Regions from separate parts of the Homo sapiens genome. Here all the other regions are linked to region 1. The links are chromatin loops, found by intact Hi-C in ENCODE. Cell type or tissue: natural killer cell. All regions are shown on one strand.

What was found. Hi-C counts contacts between places; a loop is a spot of excess contacts. Peaks named below come from ENCODE experiments on the same cell type or tissue, not always from the same donor. Only the 100,000 strongest peaks of a DNase experiment are listed, where the experiment ranks them.
Region 2: it touches region 1 in a loop (3-fold over the local background); 3 of 110 quality-filtered maps call a loop at or near these places.
Region 3: a loop joins it to region 1, with 2.4 times the contacts of the local background. A loop is called at or near these places in 4 of 110 quality-filtered maps.
Region 4: a loop joins it to region 1, with 2.5 times the contacts of the local background. A loop is called at or near these places in 4 of 110 quality-filtered maps.
Region 5: a loop joins it to region 1, with 7 times the contacts of the local background. A loop is called at or near these places in 2 of 110 quality-filtered maps.

What each region holds. Positions count from the first base shown.
Region 1 is chr10:22,595,270-22,600,269 of GRCh38, reverse strand. The region is part of intron 3 of PIP4K2A (phosphatidylinositol-5-phosphate 4-kinase type 2 alpha); the gene reads left to right. Among named protein-coding and RNA genes, the nearest start is that of PIP4K2A, 120 kb to the left of the region's middle. RefSeq lists an enhancer at 1,096-1,145. In natural killer cell, no CTCF peak of the experiment used is centred here; DNase peaks (open chromatin) are centred at 1,042 and 2,919; H3K27ac peaks cover 4,828 bases.
Region 2 is chr10:22,680,458-22,685,457 of GRCh38, reverse strand. All of the region lies in intron 1 of PIP4K2A (phosphatidylinositol-5-phosphate 4-kinase type 2 alpha), which reads left to right. Among named protein-coding and RNA genes, the nearest start is that of PIP4K2A, 32 kb to the left of the region's middle. RefSeq lists enhancers at 1,405-1,474, 2,015-2,234, 2,975-3,094. In natural killer cell, no CTCF peak of the experiment used is centred here; DNase peaks (open chromatin) are centred at 2,047, 2,807, 3,107, 3,577 and 1 weaker place; H3K27ac peaks cover 4,934 bases.
Region 3 is chr10:22,663,920-22,668,919 of GRCh38, reverse strand. The region is part of intron 1 of PIP4K2A (phosphatidylinositol-5-phosphate 4-kinase type 2 alpha); the gene reads left to right. Among named protein-coding and RNA genes, the nearest start is that of PIP4K2A, 48 kb to the left of the region's middle. In natural killer cell, no CTCF peak of the experiment used is centred here; DNase peaks (open chromatin) are centred at 1,609 and 2,269; H3K4me3 peaks cover 434 bases; H3K27ac peaks cover 4,319 bases.
Region 4 is chr10:22,643,498-22,648,497 of GRCh38, reverse strand. The region is part of intron 1 of PIP4K2A (phosphatidylinositol-5-phosphate 4-kinase type 2 alpha); the gene reads left to right. Among named protein-coding and RNA genes, the nearest start is that of PIP4K2A, 69 kb to the left of the region's middle. In natural killer cell, no CTCF peak of the experiment used is centred here; DNase peaks (open chromatin) are centred at 1,147 and 2,017; H3K27ac peaks cover 5,000 bases.
Region 5 is chr10:22,911,499-22,916,498 of GRCh38, reverse strand. No RefSeq gene overlaps it. Among named protein-coding and RNA genes, the nearest start is that of ARMC3, 14 kb to the left of the region's middle. In natural killer cell, no CTCF peak of the experiment used is centred here; DNase peaks (open chromatin) are centred at 2,808 and 3,298; H3K27ac peaks cover 2,239 bases.

The DNA.
Region 1 (5,000 bases):
AAAATGAAAACTTTTCATACATGATTTTTAGCAGAATGTATACAAACGACCATCAAAATGGAAAAAAAAAACAAATTATACAAGACTTACGTGATTAGTTCAAGAGAATTAAATATGCAAAATGCTTGGTTGTTTAAAAAATGCAGGGAAAAGTAACTGTTACTAAATGAGGACACTTTTATGAGAGAGAGAAAAGATTGGCGGTAAGAATGAGCTAATTAAATTGACATTTATGTTTCCTTCCCCCTTCTGGGGGCTCCACTAATCCTGGACCTCCGACTGCGGAAATAAACATCTTCAGCGCAGACGTTTAGAGGAAGGGGGAAAGGACAGCATCGTTAATCCTTTTCTTAAGGGAAAGGACAATAAATTTCCAGTTATAAATGTAAAAAGGCATTACAGAGGGAGCTTCATCTATCATTGCCTTCCTTTATTTGCTGTTGAGAGGACCGAGATAGCACCAGAGCCTCAAACAGCTTTTGTGGTTTGAGCTAGGATAGTGTAAGGTAGGAAAGGTATTTGGCTATGGGAAAAGTACATTTATTCACCACGTTGCAAAATAGGCGAAAATGAACTAAATTGTCATACTCTTACCTGCCCTGCATCATACAGCTTTGCCCTAGAACTTGAATGTTTGTCCAACTGTTCGTTTTTCTCTAGCTCCCTATGCTAGGAGCAAACTTAGAAGCAACATTTATTGGCTGTGATGTGTCCACTGCAATCGTGTATGGGTGCTGGCCTGAGTAGAGAGCACTTGCCAGGTCACCTCACTCATCCAGAGACAGCCTCATGGTGGATGAGTGTGTCTAGGCTAGGGCACTTGAAAGATCAATGTTTGGGCCAGTCACAAACACCTGTGTAATGTATGGTTACATCCATATGAAATGTCCAGAATGGGCAGATATATAGAGACAAAGATCAGTGGCCTTTCTAGGCTGGGGGATAGGGGAAGGAATGGGAGTGATTGCAGATAGGTTCAGGTTTCTTTTTGGAGTCATGAAAATGCTCTAAAAATGATTGTGGTCATGGTTGCATGATTTGGTGAAAACATTAAAAACTGTTGAGTTGTATACTTTAAATAGGTGAGTCATATGATATGTGAGTCATATCTCAAGGAAGAAGAATGCTTGGAGTTTGAAACTCGTTTAATTTATTCAGTAAGAGACGTTTTTTTCCCAAAAGGTTGAAACTAGTTTAATTTATTCGATAAGAGACAGTTTTTCCCAAAGTTGATTTTGGCTGTTGTTGTTTTTTTGGGATGGGTTATGGTATCAGTATTTTTATTTAGAACAGGTGACTTTAACTAATTTCGTAATTTATAATATGAAACTATCAAATGTATAGAAAGAAGAAAAGGAATAGCCAATGAAGAAAGTGTATTTTTGCAGTTTGTGCATGTTGATTATTAGATTTTTTTCCCATAAACTAATAGTAAATCATCGTCCATTCCCTAAGTCTCTACAAACTGACAGCAGAATAATAATTAGAAGAATGAGCAGGAAGCTTAGAGACCATTAAGTCCAGCTGTCTTTCTTTGCAGATAATCAGATAACAGAGTAAGGGAGGTGGGAAGGGTGAGTTGGAGGGAGGACGCAAAGCCCTGACTTCAGCCCATTGCTGTTGAGATGGATCACCCTGACACTCTGAGGCTGCTTCCTGGGTCCATTCTGTTTTGTCGTCATCTATGTCCTTTGCCCATGTCTGGTTTGAGAGGTCACAGGGAAGTGAGCAGGGGCCAGCAATAGAAGGAAGACCTTGTGGGCTGGGAATTTTCAATCTGAAACTTCCTTGTGAAATTTTAAATTCTCCTTTTAACATGTAAGTTATTATTGAGGCCTTTAGGAAATAACTTACTGTCACTTTTGAACTGATAGGTGCAGAATCCCCAATTTTGTCTGTTTGTTTTTATTTTTTAACAGAGTCTCTGTCTGTCAACTAGGCTGGAGTGCAGTGGTACAATCATGGCTCGCTGCAGCCTCGAACTCCTCAGCTCAAGTGATCCTCCAACCTCAGCCTTCCTTATAGCTAGAACTACAGGCACGCACCACCACATCCGGCTAATTTTTTAATGCTATGTAGACACAGAGCCTTACTATGCTGCCCAGGCTGGTCCCAAACTCCTGGCCTCAAGTGATCTTCCCACCTCAGCCTCCAAAAGTGCTAGGATTACAGGCATTAGCCACTGTGCCCAGCCCCCAATTTTGAATTTAAATAATGTCACTTTATTGCAGACCATATAACTCTCCAAGTGTGTCCATGACAAGGAATTTGATTTTTAATGAGAGTAGATCTCTCCAAAGCCTGGGTGGATTTCACTGGGTAATTTTATCTGGCTGCTTTCTCCTGAAGACAGACAGGTAGATAAGGGTAAGTGTTCCAGAAAGTGAATATTTTACTTTGGAGATGAAGAGGACTAAACCAGCCCTCTAAAGGGTGTTTTTAAGGCCTTAGGTAGGATCAGCTTCATCTCAGATTTGCCCTTTTAAATTAGGTGATTGAGAAGAGAAAGAATTTTTCTAAATGGTGTCTTCTGCTAGGCTTTTTTTTTTTCCATGCAGAGCTGGTCTTAACTTGCAAATTTCATCTTAATTTCTTTTTTTCCCTTCTCGTTTTTTTTAATCCTCCCAGCTTAGTAGTATAGAGAGTGCATATAGAATATAGAGTAACCCAGAATTCAGCACTCCCAGTATAAAAGATTGCTCCTTTCAACTTTGGCATTCTTTGTGAAGAAAATCTGTGGAGTTGTAAGCAGAGAAAGTGGATGGGACAGTCTTCTAAAGGCAGAAACCAGTGACAGGAGGAAAACAAGAACCTCCGACAATTCTCAGACCACATAAACTAATTTAAATAGACATGATGCAGTGTGCCACATGGTCAGAAATGTGAAGAATTCTTAGGGTTGACATCGTCACCACAGTCAACAGGACTCACAGGAAATGCTAAGTGCTGGTCCTCCTTCAGCCCTGTGTTACGCTGTGTGAGTGCCTGACTCTGGGCCCAGGGCTCAGCAGCACGGTCTTCCTGTCCCAAAGGCTTATTCCACAAACACATCTGTCTCAGCTCCTGCGTGGAGAGAAGACAGCTCCTACTCTTCCTACTCAGTTAATGTAAAGTAATGAACAGTCCTAGAATGAGTTCAGATAGCTTTGTACACATGTTAATAAAAGTGTAAATAACAGACTCCGGACTGCATTAGCACTGTGGCTGTTACTGATATTTTCTACACACTTTACTTGGCAAAATCGAAAACCTGAAGACAGGTTTGGTTTTGTGCCAGCTGGCTCACACTCTAAATTGGCATTAGAAGGTGTATGTCACTATAGAAAAATGACTGTCCCTTCATAATGCCCACCATACTCTGGAGCCCAGGCAGGGAAGCAGCACGGCAGGGGGAGATGGAGGCTCTGGGCAGGGCCCCTGCAGGGCCCTCCATGTACACCAGCCCACCTGATGTTGGAGAACTGAGTTGGGCAAGTCATTTCTGCTCTCTGGGTCTGTTTTCTTATCTGTATATTGAGTGGTTTGGAATCATCTCCAAGGTTGCTTCCAACTCTAATGCTCTTTGAGGTTTATTTATACATGGAGGGACCCCTCGGGGGCACCTGAAGGTCACTCCCAAGCTCTGTTTCCATCAAGGGCCTCCCAACTTGTCCAAGCATCCAACATCATGCTGTGATTCCTTTTTCCTTTGCAACAAAACAAAGCACACTGAGGAGTTTCTTATTCAGTGTCAGTAGATAGACTGTTTTGAGGCAGCACAGTGACTGTGTTGAAGATATAAGACCTCCTTCCCTGAGCTCATGTGCTCGTTCTAGCTGACGTTGTCCTGAATACATCTGGAATCTGTGAAGTGTTATTTTCACTGCATGTTCTCTTTCATCTCAGCCCAGGTGTCCTAAACCATCATTAGGCCCCTGCTGAGATGATGGTTGTACTGTCTTCTGATCGGACTCTGTTTCTTGGGACGGTTGTCCTGAGTCACCTTCCGAGGCCCATGCTTTACAGCATTTCCTAGAGCAACGAGTCGAGTCTTCGAGTAAATCCTTTTTTTTTTTTTTTTTTTTGAGACGGAGTTTTGCTCTTGTTGCCCAGGCTGGAGTGCAATGGCACAATCTCAGCTCACTGCAGCCTCCGCCTCCCAGGTTCAAGCGATTCTCCTGCCTCAGCCTCCCGAGTAGCTGGGATTACAGGCATGCCCCACCACGCCTGCATAATTTTGTATTTTTAGTAGAGACGGGGCTTCTCCATGTTGGTCAGGCTAGTCTCGAACTCCCAGCCTCAGGTGATCTGCCCGCCTTGGCCTCCCAAAGTGCTGGGATTACAGGCGTGCCCCACTGCGCCCGGCTGAGTAAATCCATTTTTAGAGTCATAAAAGATCCAAGGTAGAGGTCTAATTCAGCCTGTTCTCTCCCCAAGCTTATTTTCCATCACTTCATAGACCCGGAAACTAAGGCTCAAAGAGACTAAATGCAATCTACAAGAACTGATGAATGTTCTAGATCTCAGACCAGTGCCCTCACCATTACCCTGTGCTGCTCAGGTTGGAGTGCGGTGGTGTGATCTCGGCTCATTGCAATCTCTGCCTCCCAGGTTCAAACAATTCTCGTGCCTCAGCCTCCCAAGTAGCTGGAATTACAGGCATGCACCACCACACCTGGCTGATTTTTGTATTTTTAGTGGAGACCGGGTTTCACCACGTTGCCCAGGCTGGTCTCGAACTCCTGGCCTCAAGTGATCCGCCCACCTCAGCCCCCAAAGCGCTGAGACTACAGGCATGAGCCACTGTGCTGCCTTTAAAAACACATGTCTGCTGCATGCCTTGGAAGAAGGCAAGAAAGTAAATGATAATAAAAATACATAAACAATTTTACTTTATTTTAAAGGCTACAAAAAGTCTATGATTATGATGACAGAAGTTTAGTCTTATCTTTGTAAATCGCCCTTTTTGGTTAGTTCATAGAAAGCTTTAGACAGGAATCTTAGGCACATTGCTTGGCTCC
Region 2 (5,000 bases), 85 kb before region 1:
CTCCCAAAGAGCTGGGATCACAGGTGCAAGCCACTGTGCCCAACCCTTTTCACTTTCTTAACCCTGAGATTTTGATTCTGTCATGACCAAAATTTCACAAGGAAAATTGTCTTAATGATTCGCCTCTCTTCTGAAATTTTTTAGTATTATGATTCATTAATAGTATGACTTGATGCTAAATGTCCAAAACATTGTTTAATAAAATCAGTTGAAGAGTATACACTGGGACTCTTAAACTCCTTTTAAAAATTATCTGGATATAATCTCTTATGCTGTGTAATTATAAGTTGTACTTCTTATCTCATAACTTTAAATACTCAATTCAAGCAGAACCATTTTCAGAATCAAAGTCCTATTGAAAATGTAAACATTAGACTTCTTGAAAAAATATATACATGGCAGATCTACTGTGGTTGAAATTAAATGACAAGAGTGTCACCAGTAATGCGGTTTCTGTTATTGCACGGGTTCCACAGGTGTAAAAATAACCCTTACTAGCACCCTGTTTTACTAGCTGGACACTTGCCGAAATGGTCAGGAACACAAAAGTGAAGCAGCTGTGTATCGGACAGCTGTGGACAAGATGTCCATAAGCAGTGCTATAAGGACCCACCAAAGCACAACTTCAGATGACTTGGCAGGGCGGTGACATGCTGGGAAGCAACAGTCATGGGCTGTGCATTTTCACAGAAGTGTTCAAGGAACTCCAGGGTAATTTACAAATGGCCACTTTGCCATATGCCTGAGACACTGGAAAGATTTTTAGTGGGTGGCATCCTATAGACCAGGGATTGTTTTGATGCCAGGGAGCTCGAGCTGATACTGGACATTGGAAGGTGTGTCAGGTTTTCTGATAGACAAATTATGTTTCACTAATAGAATGTTTTGTTTGAGGTAGGGAATATTTTTAAGAGGACAAGGAAAGCCAATAGGTATATTTTTAAAAATTATGAACATATATGTATAAGAAACAGTATAATGAAACAAGCGCATTACAAAGAATAATGATAAAACACATTGTGTGTTAGCTTTTGGCAGAAGGAATATAAGCTTAAAAGTTTTTTAAACAACTTTCTTTGGCAAAAGAAGTAGAGGCAGTGGCAATCAAAGAAAAAATAAGGGATTCAGACAAAGCGTACCTAGTATTAACTGTTAGTACCACAGATACTAATGCTGGTTTTTAATTAAAACGACCCAATCAGTAATGTCTTTGAGATTGCCTAAATTTACATTTTGCTCTCAAGTATTTTTAAGTCATAAAACAGCAAGCCAGTGGGGAAAATAAACTGAAAGATGGTTTGCCACAGGCCTGAAACTGTGAGTGGGGAAGTTGGCATACTAAATTGTAATACAGACAGATGTGAGGTAATGCATTTAAGGGGGGGAAAAAGACTACATTCTACACACAAAGTAATGGGCTCCAGGCTTCTTGTGAGTATTTCAGATAGGAATCATTCAGTTTCTAATGGGTATTTGGCCGATGTGGTGCTTATTGTAGCCAGGAACGTTCCGGGCAAGGAAGCGCTGGGCGATTCCAGGAGAGATATAAAGAAAATATTTCAAGATCTGACACACTTTGAATTGTGTGTGTGTGTGTGTGTGTGTGTGTGTGTGTGTGTGTGAACTGCTTGGTAGGAAAGCTACAAGAGAGACTGGGAAAGGCTAAGGGAGGGGCGACTGAAAGAGGTACCAAACCATGAGAAGAAATTACAGTCAGGAGGGACGCTGCAGTCTGGAAAGATGAAGCTGTGATTAAAAACCATGATAAACACGTGCTCAACAGACTTCTTTATCAAACCCTGCAGAAGGGAACAGAAGAAAGCAGTTGCTGCTTGAGGGGGAAAGTTAATGGAAGAAGAAAATAACTTGTTTTCGACAGTTGACAAAGCAGTTTCACCTTTGTCATCTCACCTGACCTGTACCCAGCACTGAGGAGAAGGCTGGGGACAAGTCATTATTCACATTTGACAGATGAGCAAACAGATCAGAGTAAGTGACTCGGCTAAGTCCACACTGTCAGCTCTGCGGTCAGGATCAAACCTGGCTCTGACTCAGGTCCCCTTGCACTTGGCCCACCTCTGAGTTGCGAAAACTTGGGGTCTGTACCACAGCATGGAAGACTTAGGATCACTGTGAAAAACTGTGACTTAAGATCACAGTGAAAAACGGCAAATGCAAATACTGTTAAAGCCTTGACTCGGTGGTATGAGCAGAACTCATAAGAGTTGAGTCAGAGAGCAGTCCAGGTGTCTTCAGCTCAGATAGCTGCCCTTGCTAGAGAGGCTGCTGGTTGAACAGTAATTTATCAGCTTGATCCAACATAAAGTTTCTTCATTTTTATTTATACTGTACTGTCGTGTCAGCTGTTTTTGTTGTTGTTGTTGTTGTTGTTGTTTTTCTTTTTCTTTTCTTTTTGGCTTCAGAAATGGCCTCAGCTACGCAAAAATAAAGAAGGATCTGAAAGATCAGTCTTGTTGTAAAGAAGACAGCAGGTGACATGGTAGATGACCGCACATTGTTCATTCCCAAGGTCATGGGTAGTGCCAGGATTTTCAGACGCAAATGATGCATATGTAAAGATGACTGGACCATCTGTGTCTCTTCAGATCCTGTTGCAATTACCAAGTGTTCCCAGCAAGGGTTAATGTGGTGTGTGAACCTGACTAACCTCAGGTTCTAGTTCTCCCTCCCTGAGTAGAGAGTCTAGGAGCCAAGTTCAGACTGGCTCAGTCTGGAGGAATTCACAAGTGAGGCAGGTTTAATGGAAGAACAGATACTCTGAGGTTTTGGAGGGCCTGTGATGTGCTTGTCAGCGGGTTCCTGCTTCTGCCACCCCCACCACGGAGCACCAACCATGTGGTTTGTTCTTTGTGTACTTTGTTAGCTAAACTCTCAAGTGTCAAGTTGATGGCACTTTTTTTTTAGGTTCATGGACACTGTTACTGTCCAATAATTTGTAAGTCAGCAATGCTTTGTTTTATCAGTAAAATAAAACACTATATTAGGAATAGCATGATCAGAACAGGGTGGTTTCCTAATTTTTAGATTGCTGGCCTTTTCTAGAAAATAAAGGCAAGGTGTGCATACTTGAGGTTTGAGGGCTACCATTGCCTCCTGGCAGAGGAAATGAGTAGGCCTGATAGTTGCTAGGTTAAAAAGAAACAGTAGTTGAAATACTGAGAAAAGTTTAATGAAAAGTAACTTTGGCTCTTAAGTAGAACAGTTTGAGGACAGTGAAAAATTCAGTAGCTAAGGGTTGTGTGCTCTCTACACAGGGATGGTGTGTGGATTTGTGGATAAGGTATGCAACAGAGTACTCCTCTTTGAGCATTTTTATATCTTGAATTAACTATAGCACAGGAGTTGGCAGACTATGGCTTGTGGGCCAGATCTGGCCCGCTGCTTGTTTTTGTGTGGCCACGAACTAAGGATAGTTTTTACGTATGTACAAAAAAAAAAATGGTTTTCTAAAAAAGTATTTCATAATGTGAAAATTCTATGAAATTCAAATTTCAGTGTCTGTAGATAAGTTTGATTGGAACAGAGCCACACTCATTTGTTTGCCAGTTTGTAGCTGCTCAAACAGCAGAGGTGAGTCATTGTGACAGAGACTGTGTGGCCCGCAGAGCCTAGAATTATTTACTGTCTAACCCTTGCAGGGAAAGTTAGTCAGTTTCTGCTACAGTAAAATATTGCTGGTAGCTGAAATTAGGAGTTTTCACCTCTTTTCCTGCGTTTTATTTTTTAATTTTAATTTAATTTTATTTATTTTATTTTTTTTTAGAAATAGGGTCTTGCTCTGTCACACAGGCTAGAGTACAGTGGCGCCATCATGGCTCAATGCAGCCTCTACCCCCCAGGCTCAAGGCATCCTCCTACCTCAGCCTCTTGAGTATGTGGGACCACAGGTGCATGCCACCACACCTGGCTAATTTTTAAAATTTTTTGAAGAGACAAGGTCTCACTGTGTTGCCAAGGCTGGTCTCAAACTCTGAAACTTAAACAGTCCTCCTGCCTGGGCCTCTCAAGGTGATGGGATTACAGGCATGAGCCACTGTGTCTGGCTGAGAAGCCAGGTCTTGAGAAGCCAGGTGGCTCAGAAGGCCTAGCTGACAGTGTAGGGGAGACAGAGGTCCCCTCCAACCTCCCTTTAGCTCTTAGTGGGCTCTTCAGCTGGATCTAGAAGTCAGGTTGACATCAGGCAGATTAATAGGAGAAAGGAATACAAATTTTCTTAGTGTTACTTGCACCTGGGAATCTTTAAAAGAGTGAAATCCAAAGGAATTGGCCAAAGCAAGACACTTTTATGCTGAGAACGATACATTTGAGAAGAAATGACAAGAAAAAATCTGGGGCAGTACATTTCTAGGGGAGTCACTGGGAGGATACATGGGGAGTATAAAACAGGTAGAAGATAAGGGCTACTTCCAGAAATTTCCTTATTCAGGTTAGTTGCATCTTCCAAACCCTAGTCTCTGGGATAAGGGCTATTTTCTCGCCTGAATAGGTGAGGGGCCCCTCCCAAAGGAATCTTTGTGGCTTGCTACATGCAGGAAGACCCAGGTCACCTGGCTTGTTGGGGTCAAGTTGGAATCTACAACTTTTTCAGTGTTTTCAGCTCACACTAATCAATATAAAAATCCGGCATATTTTGGGATGGCATGTCCTTCACTCTTTGAACAACATCACCAAGACCTCAATACATGTGTAGGGTCACCTTGGATCACCAGCCCTCGCTGAGCTGTCGCAGGAACACAATGTTGAGCCTCCTTGAGTTCTTGACCCATGTCATTATGAGCCAATAAAATGGCAGTGGTTTTAAGCCATGAAGTTTTGGGGTGTTTTTTACGCAGTGTTACTTAACTGAAAAGGACTAGGGATGTATGCTAGCCTTTTTATTGTCATTCATGACAGAGGGAAAATACCCTCTCATCCAGGATGTTAGTAAAGAATGTAGTTAAATCCTTCTGCCACTTGAGTTCCTGGTACGTGTGGCTCAT
Region 3 (5,000 bases), 69 kb before region 1:
ATGAAGAAACATCCCCAAAGTTTACTGTTAAATTATCTTATTTGGTATTTTTTCTTTACAAAAACAGCCCAAACCATGTTTTGCTTGAAGCATCAGGCTTCAAGAGAAGTACATGTTTCTTATATAAATTCCCATTCGTGTTTTGTTTGGTTTAATATCTACTGTTGCTAGTAGACTGTGTATTGGAAAGGAATATTTTCTAGTATTTTCTGCATTGATCCACATGCATAGTATTTCATTTACATTGTGGGCCATATAGAATTTTGCAGACTAGTTCAGAAAACCAGCTTCTATTTATAACATTGAATTTTCAGGAAAATGCATTCTGAGTTCCAAATAATGAGCTTAGAGCTTTACTTTTGAAATACAGCCCAATTGTATGTTGAGAGCTGCCTACCCTGTAAGCCAATGAAGGGTTTTTATTTTGTATGATATTTCAATATGATCCAGAAGCATCTGGTTTATCTAGCATACCATTAAAAAACAAACAAACAAAAAAAACACTGTGCTACTTAGCCAGGAGAGGTCTTAGTTTTGCTTTGACTTCAGCCCATTGTCTTTTTAGTTGGTGATAGTCTGTGATGAAAAGGCCTACTGGGAAACGTTGAGAGAATCTTTTAAAATTTTAATGCAGGGAATTTTAAAGACCAGTTTAAAAAATACTACTTAAGATTGGGCGTGGTGGCTCACGCCTGTAATCCTAGCACTTTGGGAGGCCAAGGCAGGCGGATCACGAGGTCAGGAGTTCAAGACCAGCCTGGCCAACATAGTAAAACGCTGTCTCTACTAAAAATACAAAAATCAGCTGGGATTGGTAGCACGCGCCTATAGTCCCAGCTACTCAGGAGGCTAAGGCAGGTGAATTGCTTGAACCTGGGAGGCGGAGGTTGCAGTGAGCCGAGACCATGCCATTACAGTCCAGCCTGGGTGATAGAGTGAGACTCTGTCTGTCTTTCTGTCTGTCTCTCTCTCTGTCTCTCTGTCTCCCTCCCTCCCCCTCTCTACACACACACACACACACACACACACACACACACACACACACACACACACAGAAGTTCACTGAAAACTTCAGGATTTTCTGTGGCTAAGAGTCCTTTCAATCATGAAAGTATTATTTACTTCTAAAACTTTTTGGAGGACTTTTAAAATTGTTACAAAGTTTTTTTCAAAATCCTCTTTTTACAAGTATTAGTTTCTGGGAAAAGCTGGAAGACATCTATTTTCTAGTTAAAAAATAAAGGCAAAGGATTCATTTTCTAAGAGAATTTTAATTTTATAACCTCCCAGATTAATGTCTTGGTGTATAAATGTGTATCTCATGGAATGTGACATGAGAAGCACGTCATTTGTTAGGTGCTAAATTTGTTTTTACGATTATCGATTTTATAAGTGATCTTCAGTTTGTTGAAGAATGAGTAAAACCACATAGATATTACTTTCCCACTTTAATCTTTTGGATGAAAGCAACACATTCAAAGCCAAAGGACTTAGAGTGAAATCTTAAGGTGTTTGCTACCATAATTCTAATTTGGTATTCATAAAAAATTATGTAATATTTCAAGACTTAACGTGCTCTGTTTGAATACACACATCAAAACTCTGTGGTTGCTTTCTTTTTTCCACTTGAGAAACTAAATTAATTTAAAGCTAGTTTGTGGAATATAATTGAACACTAGTTATTTTAATTTCCTTGCTACTTGATCAAGATCTTGCTCTTTTAAGCATCATGTGAAACCGTTAGTACCCACTTTCACCTGGCAAAATAAGGCATTTTACATGATCAGGGCAAATATTTTTCTGACTCTGATGAAGGACTTCTGTGCCAGTCAACACATTATTATTTTTACAAAGTTATAGTCTGTGAGTTGGAAATGTGGGTATTTTTTTCTTTCCATGTTATTTGCTATAGTTATTAATATTAATTGGAAAGTGATTGTTATTAAGCAGGTAGTGAATAGATTCACCTGCCCTTTTTACATGTGCCTCATAGAATGGCATCGGCCAATGATTAACTTTCTTGCAGAGATGTGGATGTTGGTTGTTCTGATGCTATATTGGTATATTATTCCTATCGGTATAGGACTATTAAAAACTTTCTACAAATGTAATGGGAAAATGTACGTTCGGGGAGCAAAGGGGTAGTAGGGCTTATCAAATGCAAGTGACTACTGGGAGAGTGCTGTTTCAGATGAAGCCTGCAGAAAGAAAAAAAGAAATGTAGGTGCCGGAAACAGTGCAGGGAGAACTTAAGAAGAACCGCAGTTGGGGTTTGTGCAGGCTGAAGAAAGCATTTGATGATAAGCCAGCTGCAGGATGTTGACACAGGGGCTGTGTTAGCCTGGGTGTTTGGAATTGCCTTCTGAGTAGAATTTTAGAGCTGTTCCTTGGTTCTACTTAAGTATTTGATAATATCTTTTGGGATCGATAATTTTTCAAAACAGGCTTCCTAAATTAATGCCTTCCTGCTGCATAAAAAGCTGTTCCTTTTCTTTGGTAGATTGGGAAAAGAGCATTGAAAGGTCATGGTTTCTCCCGTGACTTTTATATGAGGGTACGTTTTTCTCCCCCTGGAGTTTAGATGGCCATCATAAAAACTGGTTGATAATCAGTAAGTTATACAATATACTTTAAAGGCATTGTAGCTCTCAACATTTCTCAGATATTTATTTTGAAATTCATGGTGGAAGAATTTGTGTAATGTATTCTTTTCTGTGTTTCCCTATGTAATATTGGTAAAAGCATTATTGGGAAACAAGGAGAGTAATGAAAGTAGCATCAAAACTTATTGGAGTTAGGGGAAAATAATTAAAATGTGTTGTATTAGATTTTTTCCTAAAGATAGGTGGCAAGGCAACCTTTCCTTGGTCAAGTTTATTAGAAACCTATTTCAGACATTGTAGAGAATGTTGTATGTTTATATAGCATTCCTGGAAAGCCATCTGAAAATAGTAATCAAAATTAATATATATGGCCTTTGATCTCACAGTCCCACTTCTGATAATCTATCCCATAGAACTAAAAGTACTGATTAGTAAAACTGTGTGTGTGTATATATATGTATATATATGTATGTGTCTGTGTGTGTATGTATATATATGTGTATGTCTATATATATAAATATATTTATAGCATCATAGTATATTGCATCTAAACATTGGAAACAGGCCAGGTGCAGTGGTCTCACATCTGTAATCCCAGCACTTTGGGAGGCCAAGGTGGGAGGATTGCTTGAGCCCAAGAGTTTGAGACCAGTGTGGGCAACATAGTGAGACACCATTACTTTTTTCTTAAAAAAAAAAAAAAAAAAAAAAGCCAGGTGTGGTGGTGCACCTCTGTAGTTTCAACTACTTGGGAGGCTGAGGCAGGAGGATCTCTTGAGCCCAGGAGGTTGAGGCTGCAATGAGCCATGATAGTGCCACTGTACTCCAGCACGGGTGACAGAGTGAGACCCTGTCTCAAAAGATACAATGGAAACAAAGTGAATGACCTTCAGTAGTGGAACAGCTAAATAAATTATAGTGCGTTCACTCTCTGAAGTAATATAATTAAAAGTGAGCTAGACCAGTTGTGTAGGAGGGATCTGTATGATGTAGTTTAGGAAAAGGCACATTCAGAGAAATATATGTAATAGGATTTCATATTTTTAAAACGCAAAGCATTTCTCTTGTTGCTTTTGTCATCACACATACCAACCAAGCTGCGCACCTTGGCTTGTTAAGGCTTGAAAGTCACAGGTTGGTTAGAGGGAAAAAAGTAAAGTGATGAAGACAGACATCATAGAGCCAGTTTTTCATTTATGTAAAAATGTATGTGTGTGTGTTTGTATATGAATGTATTAAATATATCCATAAAGATATGTATACAAAAATCAAAATATTGTGGTTATCTTGGGTATTGCTATTACAATAATGTTATGTTTTTTTCCTTATTTTTCTCTATTTGAATTTTTTTCAAGGATCCTGTGTTTATATAATGTGAAAGGAAAATAAAACTTTTCATGGAGTGGGGGACAAAAGAACAATGATGTCCAGTTTTCCATTTTGTGTTATTAGTATTCTAATATAAACCTCAAAGTTTTAATGAAATCTGCTAATTCACCCAAACAGAGTTCTCACTTTCAAATGTAATATATTTTAAGACCTAGAAGATGTCTGTGGCTCTGTGGTAGTACTTCGTACTGAAAGCATACAGCTAAATGTTTCTTTTATGTTGAAACTCTAGGACATTATTTATTAGCATTAAAAAATAAAAGTAAAACATTTTGGATTGTAGAATTTTTGTTTAAAAGCATGTATATACCAAATAGAAAACAAAGGGCTTAAAGACTAATAGATTTAACCACATAAGAGCGAAAACTTCTTTTATCAATGCTTATCATAAGTAAGATCAAAAGAAAAAAATGGAGAAAAATTGGCAAGCATAAAGGCATACTATTGTGTGTGATCACCAAGAAAAAGTAATTCTGTAGAAAATGGAATTAAAAAAACCATGAAGAGGAAAAACCACAGATAAAAAATATAAATAGCCAGGAAACATAAATATGTTCAGTCACAGTAGTTATCCATGTAAATTAAAACAACAGTTACACATTGCTGATGAGAATGTAATTTAATAGTCTTTCTGAACAATAGTTCGTGTATGTGTGTATGTGTGTGTATATATATATGTGTGTGTGTGTGTGTGTGTGTATATATATATGTATATATATATATGTATATATATATGTATATATATGTATATATATATATGTATATATATATATGTGTATATATATGTATATATATATGTATATATATATATGTATATATATATGTATATATATATATGTATATATATATACGTATATATATATATGTATATATACATATGTATATATATATATATGTATATATATGGAGAGAGAGAGAGAGCCTTAAGTGGGCATACCCCTGACCCTAGTAATTCTTCCTCTAGGAATTTATTATGATTTAGCTAATTAGGAATGTCTTTTTAGAAGA
Region 4 (5,000 bases), 48 kb before region 1:
TGTAACAAGTGGTTAAAGATTTTCAAAGACATTCATAAAAATTGAAGAATAATAATGAAGTTGTCCCATGGAAGAAATATTCTTCAGATTACTTTTCCTCTTCTTTGATACTGTAATAACCAGAGGGCCATTTAATGTCAGCTAATAAAGGAGTCACAGAGTAACTACTAAGCAGACTTAAGGAATTAACTCTCCCCACACCGTCCTTAATTGAGTTTTTTGGTTGTCTGAATATTTTCTGTACATATTCTCACTCATTATTTGGTACTTTTTTTTTCTTTTTACTTAGCATATTTTAAGATACAACCTTTGCAGGAAAGAAGAGAGAAAACTGTATATTTAAACAGAGTGAATTTTGTGTTAACTCTGAAAGGACAGAGACTGGAAGGAAGATAAGTCAGGGCTTGAATATTCCAGGAAGGCTTTGAGGAGGAAGGAAATAAAGTCTGAACAGCCTTGAAGAATGGGTAGACGTAGGAAAGGATTCAGGAAGGTCTTTAGATAACAAAAGTAGAGATCCAGTGGCTGAGATGTTGTCGATGTTTTATTTTTATCTTCTAAATGCTTTTCTTGGAAGATCTTATTTCTTTTCACACATTGTTTTTCTTTTGTTTTTCCCAGCTCTCTGCTTCCAGGGCTAATGGTGAGTTTTCTGCCGTGTAAAATCCCAAAGGGTCGCTTGCATGTACTTGTTGCCAGTAGCCTGTTTTCATTGGGTCATTTACTGTGGTTTAATATGCCACTTCCCCAGTGGACCTGATGTGAAGAAAGTCCCCACAATCCTGTCTTCTGTGACCTTTCTGAGGCCTTTTCCTTGTTACTTGGAACAAAGATGTGATAGCTGATTGGGAGGAGAGTGTTTCATGTCATCTATCACACCAGTCACTTTGTTTTTCCATGTTGTTGAATGCAGATTGAGTTACTGTTGTGGCCTATGTTATTGTTGTCCATGTTGTGTAGATCTCATGACTCTCTGATGGTGTTTAAGATGGGATGCCTCTGCCATCAAATCCCAGGAGAGCCTGTTTTTCTCCACCTCGGTCCTTTCACTTTCTTATCTGCTTCCCTGCCTCCTCCTCTGGTCCCACAAGCCTTTCACAAAATAGTTAACATATTTGCTTTAAGACAGAGCTTGAAAACACACGCACACGCGCGTGCACACACACACACACATACACACACACACACAGTATTTAGAGACTAGATACTGAATTGTCTGATGAGACTTAGAATTTGATTCTCCTACCCTGTATCTTGCTACCAAAAATGGCACATGGGCACACATACACACTTTTAATAGGCAACTTAAAGCCCATGAAATAATGAGAGTAATAATAATAGTAGTTACGAAGCCTTGCATTTCCTATTCTGCTTTGGCCAGAGAGCAATAAAGCCTCATTTAAAAAGCAGCTTTCCATCTTTCTTTGAAAAAACTTTGTAGTAGAAGTAAACAATTCTGTTTGTTTCAGTGAGAGAAAACACCCATGGATCAGCCAGGTTGACAGCCTAGTCAGCTTGCATCCTGGTTTGTTTTTTTTTGTTTTGTTTTGTTTTGTTTTGTTTTTTGTTTTGTTTTGTCTTGAAGAGTTTTTGCTGAAGGAAGCATTAGAGTTCTACTTAATATGCATACAATAGAAAGTAGTAATTAAGGAAAAGGATATATCAGCCAACCTATCTTAAGAAGGATCTAACTAGATAAACTTTGTCTTTAAGACAGTCCTGACTCTCAGACTCCACAGGTGGGTGCAAACAACAGTGCTCCCCACTGGAGATCCTGGGGCCCACTTTGGCTTGCCTTCAGAAAGGGAAGACAAAGTGTCCCTCCCAAGTTACAAACGCAGGTTGTATACTGTGGCTTTTACTCTCTGATAACCAAATTAGCCTTCTAAACAACTATTCTCAGCAGAAGTAAGGGTGGTCTTGATTTTTGTGTTTTTTTTGCCATCCATACTAGTCTGCTTCCTGTCTTTTCAGAGAGCAAGGCTGTTTGTAAGAAAAATGTGTGAACTGAAAACCACCACTACCACCTATTAGATGAGTACAAGATAACCAGAAACCAAATACGAAATGAGCTGTCAGAGCTGTTGATAAGCTCTCTTGTGTGAAAGGAAAGAATAAAAATGCAGCAAAAGGCCATGAGAATTATTTTTAAAAGTAAGACTATAGACAAAAGTCCAAGGAAATCTTAATCTCCCTTTCTCTATTCCTCTTGTCTCATTCTCCAGCCAACTTTAGGGACAAGCAATGTCTTCATCGAGAGGCACATCACATCCCCAAAGGTGGGTTCTTGGTGACCAAAGTACCTGCCTACAGAAAGCAGAGAAGCCTGTTTTCTTCCTTGTGTCTGTAGGAAAGTTGTCTTTCAGATGTAGTCTTCTTTGTTCATCTGTTACTGTGCACTGCCAGGCTGACCCCTTTTCTCAGGCAGATTGATCATGAAATTAAAAATGGTTTACCTGAGTTAATTATATTATTAGGCTGGGCACAGTGGCGCACACCTATAATCCCAGCACTTTGGGACGCCAAGATCGGTGGATCTCTTGAGCCCAGGAGTTCCAGACCAGCCTGGGCAACATAGGGAGACCCCGTCTCTACAAAAAATAAAAAAATTAATACAAATAAATAAGTAGATTAGCTGGTGTGTTGGCTCGTACCTGTAGTCCCAGCTACTCAGGAGGCTGAGGTGGGAGGATCAACTGAGTCCAGGAGGTCCAGGCTGCAATGAGCCCTGAGCTGAGATCTCACCAGCTTGGAGTGTAGACCCTGTCTGAGTCCCTGAGTGAGACCCTGTCTCAGAAAAAAAAAAAAAAATTAAGTACTATCTTCATGTTTTTCAAGACATTTTCCACTTGTTACTTTAACAAAGTTTACAGTATTCTACTTGTTTTCATTCCTTCAAAACTAATCTTTTTCTTTCTTTTCTTTTCTTTTCTTTTTTTTTTTTTTTTAAAGAAATAGAATCTTTCTCTGTTACCCAGAACTGGAGCACAGTGGTGCAATCGTATCTCATTGCAACCTGAAACTCCCAGGCTCAAGTGATGCTTCCATCTCAGCCTCCCGAGTAGCTGGGACTACAGGTCCTGCCACCATGGCTGGCTAATTTTTAAAATGTTTTGTAGAGACAGGGTCTCACTATGTTGCTCAAGCTGGTCTGAAACTCCTGGGCTCAGGTAATCCCCTCACCTCAGCCTCCCAAAGTGCTGGGATTATGGGCGTGAGCCATCGTGGCTGGCCCTAATTCATTTTTAATAACTAACCAGACACACTAGTGGTGTTATACGTGAGCATTAATATTTTTTTGTCATCGTCACCCATTTAAAAAAATTGCGTTTTCAAAATGAGTTGCTTCAACCTAGTGTGGAGAATCAAAATTTTAAAAGATCAAAATTTTGGTATTTTAAAAGTCAATTCTGACCAATTATAGTGATTTGGTTCTACCTGATAGTTTAATATTTCTTTGCTCTTTTAGTAAGTCCCCAGCATAGGGGGAAGGGGGTAGGCAGTAAGTCTTAGAAAACTGTCTTGCGAATTTACTGACTCTTATGGATTGGGAATTTCTAGGAGTATCTGGAAATTAACCGAAGCAGTTCTTTTTCTTCTCCAGTTAGGGCAAGTTGCCATGAAACAAATAATGGTGACTTGGTTGGTTCATTTAGTTCATTTATTTATTGAATATTTATGGCCTGTCCACTAATTACCTGGCACAAGTGTAGGTCCTAGAAGATACACACTAGGGAAAAAATAGACACACAGACTAGATCCCTACTGTCCTGTCTTACATTCTAGGAGGCGGAGAGAAAATGTTAAAAATGAACAAAGTAAGTTGTCAGGTCAGGTGCTACCAAGTGCTAGGGAAGGAGATTAGAGTGGTGGGTGCCATCTGGATAGGGTGGTGAGGGGAGCCCCATCTGCTAAGGTGGCATTTGAGAGGAGACTTGAGGTGAGAGACTGGGAAGTGAGGTGGGGACCGAAGCCTGACGGACTAGCCATGGGCAAACCAGGCAGGAGTTTAGCCAAGGTGAGGACTTGTAGAGGAGTTGGGCAGGGATGTGAAATAATTAGCTTGATGTTCTGCATAGGATGCCCTGGGCTGCAAGGTGTGGAACTGATAAGCCAAGACCTCCCAGGAGGCTTTGCCGCCATCTGCAGAATCATGCTGATGGCTTTGAAGAGAGAGGCAGTGGTGGAGAGAAGTGGCTGATTTGGGGCATGTTTTGAATAAAGAGCCCACAGATTTGCTGAAGACTTGACTGCAGGGTGAGAGGGGAGTCAGAGTCAACTCCGGGAGTTTGGGCCCAAGCTACTCTGTGCATGGAGGTGCTACTCTGTGCGTGGAGGTCCCACTGGCTGAGAGAGGGAGGGGTGAGCAGGAGCTGGTTGCAGGCCAGGGGAGAACAGGACTTCATATTTACGTGTTGTTTAGTTTTGGGGATGCTTGTTAGAGATCCAGCTGGGGATGGTGATTAGCAGGAGTTTAGAATTCAGTGGAGAGATTAGGGCTAGAAATGTTTTAAAAACTGAGAGCCATTGCACTGCAGATGGTGGGGCAGGCTGGGTTCTGGAGGATGATAAACCCTCCAAGGGAAGGGGAAGTGGCCAGGAGCCTTCCAAGAGGCAGAGGCGTGGTGTAATGTGATGGTAGGTGCTTCAGAGGGGATGACCGCTTCAGGGAGGAGGAGGGAATGGGGGTGTGGGATTGGTCAGGAGGAGCACAAGGCACCTACCCCATCTTCTGGTTCTGTGGTTCCTGCGCAGAAGAAAAAAATACTTGAGGGGGGCTGCAAGGGAAGTGTGGTCCTTGGGGACAATCAGAATTTGGCTGGCATGAAAAGATAAAGGTTCAGCGTTAGGTTAATTTTTGCTGATGAGAAATTATGACTCTTGGAGAGCCCCATGGAGGGATTTGGGGGCCTGGGATGGCAAAGGTTCAGGTCAACTGGGTCAGGTTAGGCAATCTTTGGAGGGGAATGGAGCGAGCTGGTGGCTAGAATTCTTGTAAC
Region 5 (5,000 bases), 320 kb before region 1:
TTTTTGAGACGGAGTCTCGCTCTGTTGCCAGGCTGGAGTGCAGTGGCGCGATCTGGGTTCACTGCAACCTCCGCCTCCCAGGTTCAAGCGATTCTCCTGCCTCAGCCTCCCGAGTAGCTGGGACTACAGGCACATGCCACCACGCCTGGCTCGTTTTTTGTATTTTTAGTGGAGATTGGGTTTCACCATGTTGGCCAGGATGGTCTCAAACTCCACACCTCATGATCCGCCCACCTCAGCCTCCCAAAGTGCTGGGATTACAGGCATGAGCCACCGCACTTGGCCAGAGAGAAGAATTTCAAAATAATATTGCAGAAATGGTCAACCAAGAAAGCCAAGAGATCAGGAAGCTTAAGTCACTTTCAAGCAGAATAATGAGGATAATCTTGGTTTGGCATTTAAGTTCACTAATTTTTCTCTTCCTCACCCTAATTAGGCTAATTTTTTTTTTTTTTGTCTTGGAAAAGTTATCAAGTGAAACAATAGTGCCTAGCAAATCAGGCCAGCTCCACCCCACAAAATTTATATCTCAAAGAGAAAAAGCTTTGAACTTCTTAAAGCATGTGCAAGTTCAAAATAAGAAACAAAATTCTCTTGTGAAATCAGATTCAACAGTATTACATTAAGTTCAATTTCATAGCTAAAGCCAAGTTCCATGTGTAATTGCAGAATCATTCAATTTAACAGCCTATGTGAAAATTTGAGAACAGCAAGGCAAAGTCATAGAAAAGATGTCACTTTTATATAGTACCATTAGTAGATGCATTTATGATGTGAGGTGACACAGAGGAAGCACTACTCTAGAAAATATTTAAATCAAACAAAGACTGATGACTCTATGGACATTTCTAGTAACGTGCAGTTAATAAATCTAGTTAAGACTGCCTAAAGAGAAATGCTTGGAAAAAAACATTATCTGTCTTACAAAGAGTTACCAAAACAAAGTTCTTGAAATAAGATACTTAAAGTACTATATGAATATGTCAGAAGAAATAAAATACACTAGAAACACTGTTTAAATGGGTGTGATACTGCTTTCATAGTAGTTAGCGGCTTTACATAAAAAGTTCATTTCAAATACTATGAGTAAAAGAATCCATCATTTTAATTACACATAAATGTTAGTGTAAAACTTTTTCCATGCATCTATAGTCCACATTAAATGATATTCTCAAGATAGCGAATCCAAGCCACTGTAGTCATATCTGTTTTCAGCTCTATGCAAAGAATTAAGATCAAAAAAACACTCTTTCCTGGTTCATAGCACAGAGTATAACCAATGAAATTTTTTGTTAAGAATAGCTGAGCTCAAATAACAATTAAAATTTATGTGAGTATAAATTATTCTTACTTTACAGAGTCGAAGATTAGTTGTAAGCTTAAAAAAATGTGTTAACTAACATTTTCAAGCATTTTAATACACATGATCCAAGTTTGGAAGGACCACAAGAAATACAGTAATGTGCACTGTCAATATCCATGGACTTAAGAAATCACTACTGATGTTTTAGTAAGTGTTGGACTTTGTGTGCTAAAGAGTTAGAAAGACCAGTAAAGCTGTATCTATTTTTGCTGGAAGAAGCACTTTATTAAAATTTTGAAATAATAAGAAAACATTTTAAAAGATTCAAAACCATTTGTTATCACAAACTATTTCAATGTTGCATTTGTCAAAGAAAGGAGTTGTGTTTAAAAGTGATAAGCCTATGAAATATGATTTTAAAAGGTCAGAGAAGAAATGATCTGATAAGAGCAAGAAAGCAGTTTTAATTCATTAAAGACAAAGCAAGAATATGCTACTTTTTACATCTACTTGTGTAGTCTCTGACAAAATCACCTTAGTAAAAAAAGTGAATATTCTTTGTTATATATTTATGATAAAGAAAATGAAATAAAAATTACTGTGGATATATTAAATACTGATTTCATAATATAAATAGCTTCACATCTTTAAATGAGATCATTGGCTTTGCCCCTGCAAGTATTTTACACACACACACACACACACCCCCACACACAATATCTCATTTACAACTTGAACCTGTAGCATGTAATTTATTTTCTTTTATTTTTTTGTTTTCAGAGACAGGGTCTTGCTCTGTTGCCCAGGCTGGAGTGAGCAAGGTGACTATCAAGAATATGTAAGATTTTGTTGAGAAATTACTGTATCCATAGTCCTAGCTACTTGGGAGGCTGAGGCAGGAGGTTCACTTGAGCCCAGGTGTTTGAGGCTGCAGTGCGCTGTGATAGTGCCACTGCACTCTAACCTATTGACTTCCCCAAATCTCTCCCAGTTTGACTGGAAGGCTCAGTGTGACTTACAAATATTGTCATTTTCTGTAAGTATCTTGGTGTGAAAAAGTTTGAGAGGCACTCATCTAAAGCCTTACCGACCACCATTAAGTTCCTGGCTGGATCTACAGAATTTTGTTCCCAACAGTCCTAGTCTAGTAAGTTGGCATTATCCATACATGCAGAGATCATAAAATGTGTCTTTTATGTAATTTTTAATGAAACTTGGTCTTACCTTCCCTAAATCAGCCAATTTTCTTTCCTGATATTGAAGTATTTGAGCAGGAAGTTAACTATGTTAATTCGTGTTAATTTCGCAATGTTATAGTTGTAGGTGAACGTAAACTAGGACTAGAAGAGGTAAGAAATCATGATGGATTTTCCCACCCCACCCCAGAAAACACTCTTGCTGCATCTAAGTTATTATGGACCTTCAGACTCAGCATCTTTCTCCCCTAGATTGTGTCATAGTCAACATATCTATTTCCATGCCTAGATGACGTTTTATCTCCCATGCGCTACCCACAAGTCCTTTGGTGCTGTTAGTGTCAGAAACTAATTAAACCACATGATAGTATCAGCTCTCCCATTTTTAGCAACCCGAGAGTCTTAGCACAAAAAAACTTCATTTGACTCAGTAGATATGTTCTAGAAAATAGATTTTTTAAAAAAAGAATTTTTGAAATCTAATTATACTTTGAGAACAGTAAGAGAGTTTACTATTTAGAGAAATCTGAGAATGAATTACTTCACAGACAAAAAGCAAAGAACCTTTACTAGGGACTGAAAGTTAGTGTCCCCCCAAAATTTATATGTAGAATCCTTAATCCCCAATGCGATGGTATTTAGAGGTGGGGCCTTTGGGAGATAATTAGGATTATATTAGGTCACTAGAGTAAGGCCCTCATAATGTGATTACTGCCCTTAAGAGGAAAAAACATGAGCTCTGTCTCTGCAACATGAGGATACATGAAGAAGGCAGCTGTGTGCAAACCAGGAAGAGAACCGTCACCAGATATTGAATCTGCTCACACCTCGATCTTGCACTTCTCAGCCTCCAAAACTGTGAGAAATAAATGTGTGTTGTTTAATGCACTTGTATTTGTTATAGCAACCTGAACTAAGATAACTCTTCAGTAAAGAAAGCAATTATCTATTGTTTATCTACTTTTGAAATCTAAATTTGCCTCAAGTGAAAGGGTACATCTGTACAATACTAGGTAGATGATCACAATATGTTCCTTTTAATGCAGTCTTTGAATTCATTTCCATCCAAATTGAATTAGTCATATGGTTTATTGTTGTAAATCAACTGAAATTAGTCGAAGATAAATAATAAAAATGTAAAGACTTCTGTTTTCTTTAACATTCAGTTCAGTGTTACCTATGTAAGGAAAGCTATAAACAGTGTGGTAACCTTTCACCGTTTCTAGAGCTTAAGCATACATATGCCAATATGTACCATAAATAGTTGCTATTTCTCTCAACAGTAGATTGCCACAAGGCAGTTTCTTCCACCACACTGTGTTATTTAAAAGTTATCTGCTTTGTTGGCTGCCGTTCAAGGGCGCTCTTTGCCTGTAAATCCTCTTTACCTCATGCTATGGGGGAAGCGAAATCTTGGCACAATTTCAGAGTGTTTGTATTCTTGTACCGAGGAGAAAAAAAAAAAATTAATGGCTCCAAAGACTGACACTGCTCTGCAAATGGTCATGAAACAGTGGGAAGTCCTGTTGGCTATTCAGAAGGGTAACACTACCAAGTGCCCACAGCGAAAAATAAGATCCCCTCAGACGAGAGGCAGCCACTCTATAAAAAAGATCATTTAAAAGCCTGAATGATAGAGTTTCAAAGTAAATAAGGCTCATTGTGTACTTGACTCCGGGCCTTTAAAATCAGCTTAACTTAGTGGACGAGGTCCTTAAGTAGCAATCATTTACTTCTTAGACAAGTTTTTACATTCTTTTGACTCTGAACTTGGTTTCTGTAATTTGCATTGTGGAGATAGCAGCTTGTTTGCTAGTGGTTGTGAAGTTTAAGATAAAATAGGGTACATTTCGCTTAGAAAAAGAGTAAAAACAGATGTCTGAGACAACCTACCCCTTTGAGATAACATCTTCTGTGAGGGATGCTCCAAAATGGCTTATTCCAGTGGTGGAAGAAATTCTTCTACCTGGAATGTGTAATTCATACTGGTGGATAAACAGTAGGTACTCCTGTCAGAGCAACGTCTAGGTAAAAAGTGGTTCCCCTAGGTTGGCTTCTGACATTTAGTTTGTCTTAAAAAACAAACAAACAAAAACCAGAGTAACTGTGCTGGTTTAAGAAAGGATCCCCTGAACTGAGAAGAACTAGGTTAATCTAAAACCCAGTTCCAAATCACCAGAATAAACTATACTGAATAGAATGTGGTTGAGAGGCTCCCCCAAGAAGGCCAGTGTGTTGAAAGTAGAGGGAATGGATCAAAGAGCTCTTCTTTTTGCCTGTTGTGAGCTGTAAGGTAATCCTACAGCATGTGGAACTACTGAGGCCAGGATCCTGGGTCTGATCTCTCTAGGGTTTTCTGGCCAAACTGGGCCAGAGATTTTGGCTTGATCAAGATGATACAAGATTACTGCTAGAAAAGGAAGTCTGGGCTTGAGTCTTTCCAGTAACATGTGGTGACTACCACCCTGATTAGAGAGGATCCTATGGCCTGCATTTAGAAG